2 separate regions of the Homo sapiens genome follow, and region 1 is linked to region 2. Evidence: chromatin contacts called from ENCODE Hi-C or POLR2A ChIA-PET data. All regions are on one chromosome and are shown on one strand. The core of a region is the stretch at or near the end of the contact, and the rest is flanking DNA. Distances in the headings are between cores, read along the strand shown. Region 1 overlaps MEF2C-AS1 (MEF2C antisense RNA 1). Region 2 overlaps MEF2C (myocyte enhancer factor 2C).

Region 1 (7,159 bases), core at 2,251-4,750, 210 kb before region 2:
GAGAAGAGTGACTCATTGCATGTGTATAACATGTGTTTCAAAATTGGGCAGGTAAGATTTAAGCATATATTTCCAGGCCAGGCATGGTGGTTCACACCTGTAATCCTAGCACTTTTGGGGGGCCAAGGCAGGTGGATCGCTTGAGGCTAGGACTTCGAGACCAGCTGAGGAACATGACGAAACTGAGCCTGTAATAAAAATACAAAAATATGCCAGGCGTGGTGGCACGTGCCTATAATCACAGCCACTAAGGAGTCAGAGGCAAGAGAATCCTTTGAACTCAGGAGACACAGGTTGCAGTGAGCCGAGATGGTGCCACTGCAGTCCAGCCTGGGCAACACAGCAAGACTGTCTCAAAAAAACATATATATGTGTAGATACACACACACACACACACACACACACACACACACACAAATATATATTATATATAATATATTAAAATATATATATATATAAGTATATATATACATATTTCCAGAGGGCTCTGAGAAAGAAGGTCCCTTAGTAGTTACCATGTGTCTATAGGATATGAACAAAAAGAAACAGGTAATCCTTGTGCCAGCTGCTGGAAGTCATCTTGCGACTGTGAAGGAGGCCCTGGATGTCAGAGTGGAGAGACAGAAAACAACCATGTTTTCTTGACACAACAGAGCCACCTACACCACACCACCTTCCAGTTATGAGGCCCCTACATGCCCGTTAAGTCAGTTTGAATTGGGTTTTCTGCTACTTGCAACAAGCAGTATATGAACTGATATATGAGAGAAGAGTGGAGGTAAAAAGGAGGGTAGTTTACACTTTCTTACATATTTCAGATTTATGTGTAAGGTCATGAACAAGATATTGGCATTTATTAACATTTGAATGTGTATGAGAACCTTTTGGATGACACAAGTTTGACTTACAAGATGTGGACACTGATGTCTAAATGGTGCATCAGGGAAATGGCAAGTGCCTTCACAAGAGCTGAAGGAGGAAACAGAACAGTCCCCCTCGTTCCACACAACGCAGTATACCAGTGGATATCCCCTCTGGTTTATAGGTGACAGAAAGAGAAAATATTGAGCAAAAATTACACTAGAAGGGAATGAATAAGTGGAACATCCTCTGAATCGGTCTCCTCTACTCACGAAGGAAAGAGGAAGTATTCCACCCGCACACTGGGCATTCTGTTTCTGTTTTGTAGGCTGTACCCTATCCCTCTCCCCACTGGAAGGCGATGGGGGAAAAGACTTTACCAAAGCACAAGACAGAATGACCCAGAGTGCAGTTTTGGAAGACCGCCAGCTCCCTAGCATTAATGTGGTCCCACTTAATTCCTCTGGGGTGGACACATGTAGATGTTTAGTGACAGCAAGCTATCACAGCAGCTGGCATACAAGGAACTGAAGTGGAGTCACTGCAAGTAGGATGGACAGAAGAAATGCTCTAGAAAATGCTCAAGTGTAACTTCAAGCAACGTTGCATTGCTTTGGAATGCGGGAAACCACAGGAGTAAACAGGCCAAGCTGGCATGCAACAGGCACAAATAAAGCAGGACTCCTTTTTTCTTTTTTTTCCTGACCCAACAGAGAAGCCAGATCAAAGCTCTGGAGTGGTTGGCAATACTCTACAAAGTATTGATTCATTCTGTTAACAGCTGTTTATTGCATACCTACTATATATGTTGCACAATCTCCAATACCAGAGTATGACAATGAGGAAGACACAATTCCTTCCTTTGATGCACAGAAACCTAAAGCCACCAAGCTACGATGTGCAAAATATATATATAATTTCACTTTTTCCATAACATTTTATCTTCAATTTGAAGCTCCCATTCACATTGTAACAGAAATAAGGTCTGCTTCTATCCCCCTTTCTCCTAGATTGCCTCTAATTTCCAAGGAGCTTAAAAAGTGCCAGGGACTGTGAAGGGAAGGTGAGAATGAGCAGTCCAGTCTTCATGTCGTCATCCGTCCTCACTGCTCTACGGGGAAGCTGCCATCCCTTCTGCCCTGGTCTTGGTCCATGTTCTTCAGTGGAGAAGCAAGACTTCCCCAGGTCCTGCTCCATCTTAGAGACTGTTCCCTTCCTCCCTGGAAGTTCTCTGCTTCTTTATTATTCCAGGCATTGTCTGGGCTTTTTTGCAGACACCCACCAGCATCTAAGCCCTCTTCGTTCTTTCTCAACTTTCTTCTTCAGAGGCACAACAGAAATTGACCCGTTATGCTTTCAAATCTATTTTCTAAATTTGGACTTTAACTTTGAGTTACAAAACAAATACATCGATTCCTTTATTGTCTTTTGTTTTCCTTTGCTGTCTCCTCCCTAATGTATTCTGGTTTCCTGAATGCAGAGGCGGGTTAGAGGTTGTAAGAATATTAGGAGGACAGAAGCATTGGTTCATACCTCAAAAAACTTATTCCACTACAGTGGAGTTCTGTTCTCCTTTGGGAGGATGGGAAAATTTTCCTTGATGAGATAACATATAAGTGGGTCTTAGAAACGGATAGGTGTTTACCAAAAGAAGAAAGTAAAAGAGAATCAAAGGGATAAATACTTCACTTGTAAACAAAGTTAACCCAACACTCATTTTAAATCACAAAATAGTATCAGATTTAAGAACAACATGCAGATTTCATAGAAAATGAGGATTAAATATCATTACCTGAATAAAGTGTCTACCCTGAGTAGAAAAATGAACCATCTGCCACTATACTTTATGTGGTTAAATGTCTATTTAAAGTTAACATCCCGTCATTCACTTTAAAAAACAGAAAAGCTTTATTTAAGAAAAATGTAACTTAAAGTAAGGCCCCAAAGCAGAGGTCAGATACAAAATTAAGAATTTTTTCCCTTTTCTTTCTGTGGCAAAAGCGTATTTGACTAACGACTTCCATTAAAATAATGGAGCAATGTAATATTTCTTTGTGTATGAAAAGAAATCTTTAACAACATTGACACTTTTGGATTAGAAGTTTTTAGATGCATTTTGCATAACTAATTTGACCAACTATATTGGCAAAGAAATGTGGAAACACAATAGGCAAAAGCAGGCTTTTAAAACCACCCATCAATGTTCAATTTCCTACCAGCAGTAATACAAATGTTATCAACACATGTGTAACCTCCCTTTACTACAGTGAGAGTTGTTTGGGTGTCCATGCACGGGAGAAAAGAATCCCAAGAACATACATCCCTCTTCCCAATTTACATTTTCAGTATCCTGAATTTAAGCTTGTTCAATGAATCTGACAGGGAGTGCTACTGAAGTCTCAACTCCAAATAAATAGTTTAAAATAAAAAGTTGTATAAATATTAGTCTGTGCCAATGGTGCGGTTTGAGAGGGAGTGCTATAAACACAAAGTAAATTAAATGGGATCTACTTTTGTGGGGTAAAAGCCTACTTAGACTGGTTATTATAGAGAAAATTTTGTTGTGTGGTGCGACAGCACGTACCCATGTGGCTAACCTACAACTGCTAGAAGAAACAAATCCCACCCATACCTAGGAGCGGTGCCACAGCCAGACCACAATTCCTATGAGGGATGAACTTAATTTGCTGAAAATGAAGGCCAGGCTCTGTTGCAGCTCATTAGCTGGTTACAGACACACTGCAAGAGAAGAAAGTGGAATTTAGTCGATGTTCCAACTTCTACATGTGCTGTGAATAAAACAGACTATTGTTTTTTTGATAAAGAAGTATTGTTTTGAATGTGCAGATTGGCTAAGTAAAGCCAGCAGAATTTTTTGGCCAAATATAGTCTCTTGCTCACTCCTAAAAATCCTAGCTTTCAAATTAGGAGCTGAAGTCATTGAAAAAAAAAAAAAAGTTTACATTCCTGCAGCCTGCTGCAGCAAAGCCAAACAAATGTTTGGCTTAAAGCTCACTTACATCTCTTTCATGAGCCTTTTTTTTAACATGGAAGTCTGAAAAATACCATTTCTTTTATCGAGTCATTTAATGCCAAGTGGGGAGTGTGTGTGTGTGTGTGTGTGTGTGTGTGTGTGTGTGTCTGTGTTTATGTGAGGACACGCACACTCAGCAACAGTACTATAGGGTCAGTGTAGTGGTTTTAAAGCATGTGGGTCATATTTGAATTTAAAGAAACCATGGTTTTACAGCTTCTGGCATAATTTAGGTCACAGTCACAAACTGTGATTTTTTTTAAGCATCATTAACCACTGAATGGACAAGGAATGTGTTATTTTCAAGGAGTTTCTTTGGTGCCAGTTCAGGCAATAAAAACTTAAGGACAGGGTCAAACTGGGAGGGTAACTTTGTATGTAGTTGCCCTCCTGATGCACTTTTTTACCATAAAAATTGGATGCTTTTTGGCCTTCAGTCTCTAAGCCCAAAGTGGATAACATGAAGTAACAGCAACAATTTGTTGGAGGCAGGCATGTTGATGGCCAATTTTTGTATAGTCAGTAGGACTAGTGATTTGGCACTCTGAAGAGTCCATTAAAGTGACAAAATTGCAGAACTGAATAAGCAGTGGTCTAGTATTTTTGGGTTCACAGATTCTCCTTCCAATATTCTTCATAGATCAGCCAAATTTTTGCTAGAATACAGTTGAGTTTTGTTATAATGATGACATTCATATTAAATAAATTCCCAGTCTGAGAGCAGAAAATGAAATGGTTTAAATCAAACCTCTTTCTGAGTCAGGGGCCACTGACTGACAGTGTGTGCCCAGACCTGGGGAAAGGGAAACAGAGGGAGCCATGTGAACACCACTCTCATCGCCCTCTCCCAGCTCGCTACCAGTTTTGCATGCTGATTGGGTTATTTTGTTGGCAGGAGTAATTTGCTAGTGAGGGTTGATTTCCCAAGTGCAAATGATTGGTGTGTTTGAGGCATGTCAAGAGGAGGAGAGCAGAGAGTAAGTCCTCCTGGCCATACTGTCACATGATGGGTGGCTGAGGGCCTCCTTAGGCCAATTCTAGTTCCCTTCTCAACCTTTAGACACTAAACAAACAAGTAAGTATTTTCATTACAGAAGACAGTTGTTATATGGAAGGAATAAAATGAAGCATTTACTATAAAATATTATTTACACACTAAATTATTTTTCCGTGTATTATTAAAAACATTTTTATCACATTCCTGGAATTCCCAAGCTCTTCAGATGCCACTTGGGGTTTGTTGTTGTTGTTGTTTTGTAGTGGGATTGGCTTTAGCAGAATTTTACCTGCATAGGTTTACATACATAGCTTACATCATCAGTATAATAGTGAACACATTACCATCAGAGGAAGACCAGAAGAGATGTCTTTATTGTACATTTTCCCAGATATTCCAGATATCAATGCTTACACTTTTGAAGATTGTTTTCATACAATACAATCTACCAAAGAATGTTTTTAATTTATGTCAAAACCTCTGAAAATTAAATGTGGTGAGGCTATAAGAAGAACAAAGAAGGTCACCTTTTGAGAGAATGGATGAGGACTGCCTTCAGTTCTAAACACAGGATCACCTCATTAACGAGATGTGCCCCCAGGCATGCACTTTCCAAATAAATATTTGTTGAGTACATAAACAAACACTTTAATTTTACCATTTTTATTAAATAGTTTCTAAAATGTTTTATAAATGCCCTTGCCTCCTTAAAAATTACTTTTAGAATGAAAATGTAATTGTTTTGTCTTGTGTCATCACTGTGAATACCCACTGCTGTGTTACATAACCATGTGTCTTGTCTGCCCTTTAAGTTGGTTGCTTTCTCTTTCAGTTCCAAGTTCTCAGTTAAGATGTTTCTACTGCTATGCTGTGCCTGTGTCTAATAACATTTCGCATTCTTCCAATCTGTTCTAAAATAGAAAAAGATCTTTGTTAACAATTTATGCTAAATAATCATCAATATGACTGTGGATGAAAGGATATATAATTACAATTAGATAGGAGAAATAAGTTCAAGAGATCTATTGTACAGCATGGTGACTATAGTTAATGACGATAGATTACATTATTTAAAAATGAGAAGATGGTGAATGTTAAGTGTTCTCAGTACAAAAATGATAACTATGTGAGGTAACACATTTGTTAATTAGCTAGACTTAACTATCCCACAGTGTATGTATACTTCAAAACATCATGTTGTGGGCTGGGCACGGTGGCTCATGCCTGTAATCCCAGCACTTTGGGAGGCTGAGGCGGGTGGATCACAAGGTAAAGAGTTCAAGACCAGCCTGGGCAAGATGGTGAAACTCCGTCTCTACTAAAAATACAAAAATTAGCCTGACGTGGTGGCAGGCACCTGTAATCCCAGCTACTCGGGAGGCTGAGGCAGAGAATTGCTTGAACCCAGGTGGTGGAGGTTGCAGTGAGCTGAGATGGCACCACTGCACTTCAGCCTGGGTGACAGAGCAAGACTCCGTCTCAAAACAAACAAACAAACAAACACACCCATCATGTTGTGCACAATAAATACATAATAAAAATTTTTAAAATAATAAATTTTCTAGAAGTTTTATAAGAGCACTTTCTGCCAAAGAGTTTAAATTGTCAGTATTCAGTATTCAGTACTACCAGATCAATATTCAAGTAAGTAAAGGACTATTGTAATCTACAAGTCCTGACCACCTCTAGGCTACTTCAAAAAGTCAAGGATTACATATTGCAACTAAAATTCTAGTTAATCACCAAATAAATTTTCCCTTGAAAAGCATTTAAGTTTTGAGACTAACTTATATCCTAAGCTTCTCAGATCTTACCTCATATTTGAACATAATTTGACAGTTTACAAATAATTTTCACATAATGTACCATTCCATTTTACCTGTATAACATGAGTATGTTTGACTTTTTCAGGTAACAAGGAATGGAAACATATTCTGGTTACTTTAAATTACTGCAAGGCCTTACAGGAAAGAGAGGAAAACAAGCATCTGTAACACAAGCCTAATGAACATTAGAGATCATTCAGGGATGCAAAGATTGTTCAGAGGGCTGAGTCCTCATAGCCTGCTTACCCTGTTGTCACTTTTGCAGAAAGGACATGTCTCTGCCTTTGCTATGGCTTCACCATCATTCTCACCCATTTTCTTATTTTAGTACATTATTAGTAATATTAAAAGCTATCGAATAAAATTTTAAAAATATTTTTAAACATTTTCTTTTTAAAACATATTTTTAAAAATGTAATTAAAATACTACATTAAATATTA
Region 2 (6,919 bases), core at 3,997-6,496:
TCTTTTGGTGAAAAGTTCTGTATGAGTAAATTAGTATTGAGATTTACCTTGATATAACGACAACCTGTGGCAACAAATACTCGTCAGTGTGGAAGAAAATATCAGAGACTTCAACTTTTCATTTTCATTAGGGAAAATGTCTGACTTGTTTAATTCTACCACTTGCAGTTAGCTAAGGTAATGTGCTGTGAAATGATTAACAGGTGCAACAGGTAGAAAAGACGCTTTAATTAACTCTCTATAAACAAATTTAGTAGGTGGGCACTTACATGATTTCCTGGCTTTCATATATATGGTAGATAAGCAGTTTGTCTCAATAGTGTACTTGGTCATCAATTTGCAATCATTATCTAAAATATAAAATTTTCTCAAGTAGCATAAAGAGAAGAGACCCTTGATGTTTCAATTTAACAAGTTACTCATTACATTTTCAGTTCTCACCTCATTGTCCCTCAATAACTTACCTTTTAGTGCCTTTCCTGAATAATTCTTAATTTTTCTAGCATATTCTATATATCTATTTGTGAAGCACCTGAAACATATAAAGAACTAGTACTCTGTGTATTATCGCTGCCACTAATTGCAGCAGAGGGGAGTGAATTCAGTGTGGGCTGAAGTTGTCTGAAAGGCATCATGAAAGAGTTGGAACTTTAGTTGATCCTTAAAAGATAAATTTGAATTAAACAGGAGAGCCAATACTGCCAGTTATTGAACTGCTAGAGCAAAGATTTGCATATATTCCGAGGACCATAAGGCAGGCTGTGACCATTGGAAATTAGGTTTCATAGATAGAGTGTGTCAACTGTAGACAGTTCTGAGAGCCAGGCAGGGCACTGACTCAACTGTGTTAAGCACTCATGTATGAAAAAGGAACATGATGGAAGTAGCAGTTCAGAAAGACTTCCTTGAGTGGGTTGGTTAGCATCACACAAATGCACAAAAGTTTGCATACAGCTTTAAGGAACTCCTCTGAAGGCCTGAAACTCCTCTTAAGGCCTGGTGAAGAACCCCTCAAGTAGAGACCAGAGGCCCAGATGGAGAGTTGCTGAAATATTTTTTTTTTTTTTTTTTTTTTTTTTTTGAGACGGAGTCTCGCTCTGTCGCCCAGGTCGGACTGCGGACTGCAGTGGCGCAATCTCGGCTCACTGCAAGCTCCGCTTCCCGGGTTCACGCCATTCTCCTGCCTCAGCCTCCCGAGTAGCTGGGACTACAGGCGCCCGCCACCGCGCCCGGCTAATTTTTTGTATTTTTAGTAGAGACGGGGTTTCACCTTGTTAGCCAGGATGGTCTCGATCTCCTGACCTCATGATCCACCCGCCTCGGCCTCCCAAAGTGCTGGGATTACAGGCGTGAGCCACCGCGCCCGGCCGAGTTGCTGAAATATTTATTCAAATGGTGATGGAAGCCAAAGCTAAGATGGTGGCAGTGGAAGTAGAGACAGGCATTTCTGAAGAAAAATGAATAAGATTTGGTATCTCATTGGATATGGAGATGGAAGGAGGAGAGGGGATAATAGAAGATGACAGTTTGGTAGATTAAAAAATGGTTATGCCAATGGCAGAATTAGCCATGGTCCATAGTGACTAATTCTGTTTATGCTTATTAGTCTTATATGCTTGTATTCATAATTCAAAGTCCTAGAAAAGAAAAAGAAACAAGTGAAGAAAACTCAAAATGCCTAAACATCCAAATAAAAGAAAGTTTCAGAACTTTGAGCTCAAAGAGAGCTACATGTTCAAGTGAGCTCTGTGAGACAAGGCAAAATGCCTTCCTCATAATATCTTAAGCCAGGAATATGTTCTTTGAATTTACGACTTCTTAAAATAGGAGTCAATAAAAAAAATGCAGCAAGTGTTTGCAAGTTAACTGGGGAGAAAAATGTTTTTCTCCTAACACCACATTCAAGTTCTATGTATTGACACTAATATGAGTATATACAAACTTGTAACCAGAAGAGGTAGATTCTCTAATCCTTTATGTAAGTTAACTCATATATGCTTAAATTTGTTATTTTTATGTAAAACAATATTTTTAATCAAATGAAACTATAAAACAAACTGACTCTAAAGTTGGTCTGTACTTCATTTTCTTATAATCTATAATCAGGAAATCCATTCACTCCTGCTTTATAATTTTTGTGCCTTTAAGTGGTCAGAGGAATGTGACATCTGCATACAGTCACGTCTAAATTGATAATTGTCCAGGCAGAGGGTAATTTTAAAACATAGCATGAAAAAAGGTTGAATCCATATATTAGAAGGTTGTTGAGAGGTGGTGTTTCCCACCTCCCGGACCCCTGAATTTAAATGCGACCATTCTCTTTGGTGAATTTATCTTAAGGTGGGACAACAGGCTCAACACAGGCCGCAGCATTCTGAGTGAGGAGGAGGCTGCGGTTTCCCAGCCGGTTTAAATGCAGGCTCTTCTTAGCAGTAAACCACACGCATGTATTCATCATTGATTTTCAAATCATAGGTTTCTATATCACTGGTTTAGGATCCACAGTCTTGCATTCCTGAATCTATATTATGTCCAAAGAATAACAATTTGGTGGCTGGAAACAGAAATGGTTATTATACGGCTCCAAAATGCTAGCTGGCACAATATGCTAAAAACAGCAGAAATTCACTAGCAAAAAGCAGAATTTATTTGTTCTTAAAAATAACTTGATGCTCTAAAAATATGAATTTAAGAAGTGTCATCATGGTTCAAAATATTTTACATTTCAGTATGTAAACACCTTAAAATATGTGACTAATCTTCTAAAATGGCGTAATTTCCAAATAACAGGAAATATTCCAAGAGAAAAATAGAAGGCTTTTAAAATCAATTTTTTTAGTTTTGAGGTATTTACTGAATGAAAAGCTACAATGTATATTTACTTTTTTTTCCCCTACTGCTGCCCTGAATCACTGTTTAAAATGTGGGCAAAAAGACATAGGCTTTGTTGGAATTTCTCAGAGAGTTTACTGTAGAAAATGCTAAAAAAAAAAAAAAAAAAAAAAAAAAAAAAAAACAAACTTTTCTCAAGGCCTCCGTGAAGCATTTCCATTTTCGCACACTGGCCCAGTGCTTGTCATATCACAGGACAACACATTTCACGAAGCGGTTTTACTTCCTTTTAGCAAAATAACTCCTCCATGCAAACCAGTATCGGCATCTACCGAGCTGGGGTTTTAGTTTCTTCTGATCTATTCAAGCTTCATTGCACTGCTTAACAGACTTTTTTCTCCCCCTTCTTTTGAAATTACCCAGCTAATTTTCCATTTGATTGTTTATATAAACCAGATCTCACACAGGCTTAATAGATAAGTGACATATGTCTTCAGTGTGTCCATCTGACCTTCAGCTGACAGCAAAGTATAGAGCAGAATTGACCTTGATGTTCTTATTCTCTTTTTATCCCGTAGAATCTATTAATTCAAACTAAGTTCATAACATATTCACAATAATGATTCAGGATGACATATTAAATATAAAACTCCTCTAAGCACTCCATTTTGTCAAGCTTTTTTTTTTTAAGTGAACATACTCTCTTTTGTTTGTTTTTTTCTTCTAGTGAGAGGAAGTAAATGCATTGTTTTATGTAACAGCTTTTGCCATGGAATACTGTTCGAATTTACTGTAAAGAAAATTTGGGGGTTTGTCATATTTATCTAGCTTTAGAGAATTTGGCTAATATTCCAGAAGTTTTCTTATAGAAGGGAATTGATATTCAGATTCAACCAACATTTCTTAAGTGAGTCCTGTCACTTAACACACGTTTTGGGGGTGTCCAGTTTGCTTTATTTTTGTTTTTTTGCCCCAGGAACTGGGATAATTTTATTCATAATCCAATTGACAGACTTAATCTTGTAGTTATTTGTTATATATTCAGCCTGTTTATTCATGCATAAAATGAGACAGGTAAATGAATGGGATATGAAGAACAAATCTGCTTTATACAGTGTGCCTCAAATATATTTTGCTTCTAAAGATGTTCCCATAAATATCTCCTGAAATATACCTTTGCTCTGCCTTCCCAGTTCCTCATGGCCTCTATCTCAGGCCATCAAAGTAGTCTCCAGACTGGTCCACACTAGCAGGCCTTACTAATTCCTGAGTATACCAATGCCAGTAGATCTTTCTGACCACTTAGAGGTCTGTGTCATACCTCTACTCTGAAACTTTCATTTCCACCATATAAACCCAAGGACTTTTAGCCTGGAATTTGAGATCTCCACAGCCCAACCCCTGCATCCCTCCAGAGCCTCTGACACCCCTCTCTTTTCACGGGTCCCCTTCTAAACAGGTTCCTCTCAGTGCCCCTTACCATGCTCTTTAAACTCCTACCTCAGCCCTTTCCTACTGCCCAGTCACAAGCCTAACATATCTTCCTATGGCCTTTCTTTAAGGCCCTCATCAATTCCTGCCTCTTCTGTGAATCTTTTATTGGATCACCTCTTCTCTCCCGGGAACTCAATAACACTTAATCTGGATTACTCTGCAGGCACCTCACCCTACGCTGCCTTGTATTGGTCTTTATGTTTTCCATGAGTATGTATTGGATTACCACAAAGAGATTTCAGAGCTTTTCAAGCCTGGGGCCTTGTCTTTGCATCCTCACTGGGTAGCACACAATCTCACTCATGCAGGGGTAATAGATACTTGTGTTTTGTAATGATGGCAATAACAATGAGGTTTAACTGTCTCCTTTAGAAAGCTTCAGAAAACAACTGTCTAGTTTCTAGCAAGGATTGTTGAATCAGGTAGCTGAGTTCTCTTATTCTCCCTTCAGAGGCAGTGGAGGAAATCAGCAGATGTCTTTCTGAGTCCACTGTCATGCCAGCTCTGCTGGCATTTGTAATCAACTCCTCCCTAGCTCTCTTGGTCATATTTTGAAATATGAAAAACGCAGACCTTGGGATACCCACTTTTCTGTTAGTAGGATACTGAACATCAGAGACCTAAGAAAACCCTTTCAGTCTTCCAGTTCAATGGCTATTCCTGTGCCTTGGTGAATCAGCACTTTAGCGGAGGCATCATCACTTCATTTCAGCTCCAGGGAAGGAGTCTTGCTTTCTGAAGTTCTGTGTGAGGAGGAAAGCAAGGGTTGTACACTGAACTTAGTAAGGAGGGCAAAGCAGATGGAAGAAAAACCATAGAGAGAATTCACTCAGAGAAAAGCGGAACTGAACAGCAAAATGTGTAAGCGGCTTCCCCTCCTCCTGCCTGTCCTAGAAATTACAGTCTTGCTGGTATGCCCTTTCTTCATTTAAGGACACACAGACACACAAAATAAAACCCAAACCAGTGAACTGAAAGAGTGAGTCACGCCAGCCAGGCCTCCGCCAAGCTAGTCAATTAAAGTGCAAGACCAGTTCTGTGCTTTTCTTAGACCCTGAACTACTGTCTGACTTTCTTCCTGAATATTTTTGATAGGAAAAAAAGTATATGCTGACTTCTGAGCAAGTTGATGTATATTGGCTCTCTTCTCATAAAAAGTTTTTAATCTTCCTTCAGAGGACTATTGAATACTTAATTGGGTTACTTGTCCCATGGAGGTCAAATCAGTCATCCTATGGTTTTGCAATGTACGTCTTACCATTAAGCTTTTGTTTTTATTCTCATGTTGTGTATTCTTCGGAAACGTATTTGACCTAGATTTCTTCCTAAATGCTTTATTGTTTTTTGTTAACAGGGAACGGGTATGGCAATCCCCGAAACTCACCAGGTCTGCTGGTCTCACCTGGTAACTTGAACAAGAATATGCAAGCAAAATCTCCTCCCCCAATGAATTTAGGAATGAATAACCGTAAACCAGATCTCCGAGTTCTTATTCCACCAGGCAGCAAGAATACGATGCCATCAGTGGTAATACAAAACTACATTTTAAATAAATATTGATAATGTTTTGTATATGTTTTGCTGTTTTTATATTTGTCTAACTTGATGAATTACTTAACATTCTCCCAGAAAATTAACATAACAGTGCCATTGACAGAGCCTTGCTTGTATTTAGCTATTATTTCTGGTAACTGGTTTGCATTTCCCTTTTCCGTGTAAAAAAAATATATATATATATCTGGTGAACTTCACTAGGCTGATGTTCTAGGATAAGAAAAACATTTTCTTTTAAGGCTTTCAATTTATAGTTGGAAAAAAATCAGACACTACCATCGGTCAATCTCTACGTCCCATAAGCAGAGTAATAATAGGTAATGAGGTACTTTATAACATAGTATTTTTACAATATTTATGTCCTCAACACGCTGACAATGAGAAAGTACTTTCCACAATTTCTAAATGAACTTTCTCCTGTTAATTAGCAAATCCTTTCTTAGATGTATTGCAATGATTATATCTAATACATCGCATGCCTACACACTGCCTCAATTCATCTTTCCATACATTTACTTCATGAAAATAGCTATCTCTCAAAAGCAAATTAAAATCCTAGGCATTTTAGGAACAAAGGTTATATTTTACATCAAAAAAGAATTGTAGCACCTCTAAGGAAGATAAATAAATAAGAAATTTTAAATAGAGGTTATATCCCCAGACCCTGTCATTTTTCTTTCTTCTGGGTCTGCATGCCTAAGATGAAGATAATGTTATGGGACCAAATTCAACAACAAAGAGACTTACATCAGTGTTCTACAAATTAGCTTTGCTTAAGAGCAAGAACGTTTAAAACCAAGATTCGGTAGACAAATTTAGATCATTCTGCAAACACATTTATTTCTTTTTTCTTTCTCTGCTCTGTGGCAAGCTTCAGGGTAAAACAGTCCTGTGAGCTGATTAGTTTATTATGGCACAGTGCAGATTAATTTTGAATATCAACCAAAAACATCACATAATATGCAACATTCCCTTCAGAAAAAAACTGGGTCTAATAAATATAACCTCCTACAGGGCTACAGCCAAGCAGTGTGGGCCG

Evidence for each region. Hi-C counts contacts between places; a loop is a spot of excess contacts on that map. ChIA-PET counts read pairs that join two places held with the same protein, here RNA polymerase II (POLR2A). Pooled maps may share reads with other maps.
Region 1: a loop to region 2 is called in a map of aorta, with 6 times the contacts of the local background. The contact joins two enhancer-like sites. A Hi-C loop is called at or near these places in 10 of 168 maps with a recorded cell type or tissue (IMR-90, K562, aorta and 5 more), 7 of 37 single-sample maps with no recorded cell type and 12 of 50 pooled maps. POLR2A ChIA-PET finds 5 or more read pairs at or near these places in 3 of 52 experiments (GM12878, PC-9 and common myeloid progenitor, CD34-positive).

The regions. Positions count from the first base shown.
Region 1 is chr5:88,939,457-88,946,615 of GRCh38, reverse strand. All of the region lies in intron 2 of MEF2C-AS1 (MEF2C antisense RNA 1), which reads right to left. Among named protein-coding and RNA genes, the nearest start is that of MEF2C-AS1, 60 kb to the right of the region's middle. Within about 2 kb of position 3,500, at least 4 of the 41 ENCODE cell types and tissues checked have a DNase peak (open chromatin) inside an H3K27ac peak, as active enhancers do; they include ascending aorta, where a contact is called at or near this core.
Region 2 is chr5:88,730,663-88,737,581 of GRCh38, reverse strand. It overlaps MEF2C (myocyte enhancer factor 2C), which reads left to right. Exons shown (of 11, transcript NM_002397.5): 7 at 5,681-5,853. Among named protein-coding and RNA genes, the nearest start is that of GSCAR, 37 kb to the right of the region's middle. RefSeq lists enhancers at 1,007-1,056, 2,189-2,288, 4,980-5,259, 5,380-5,429. Within about 2 kb of position 5,246, at least 19 of the 41 ENCODE cell types and tissues checked have a DNase peak (open chromatin) inside an H3K27ac peak, as active enhancers do; they include ascending aorta, where a contact is called at or near this core.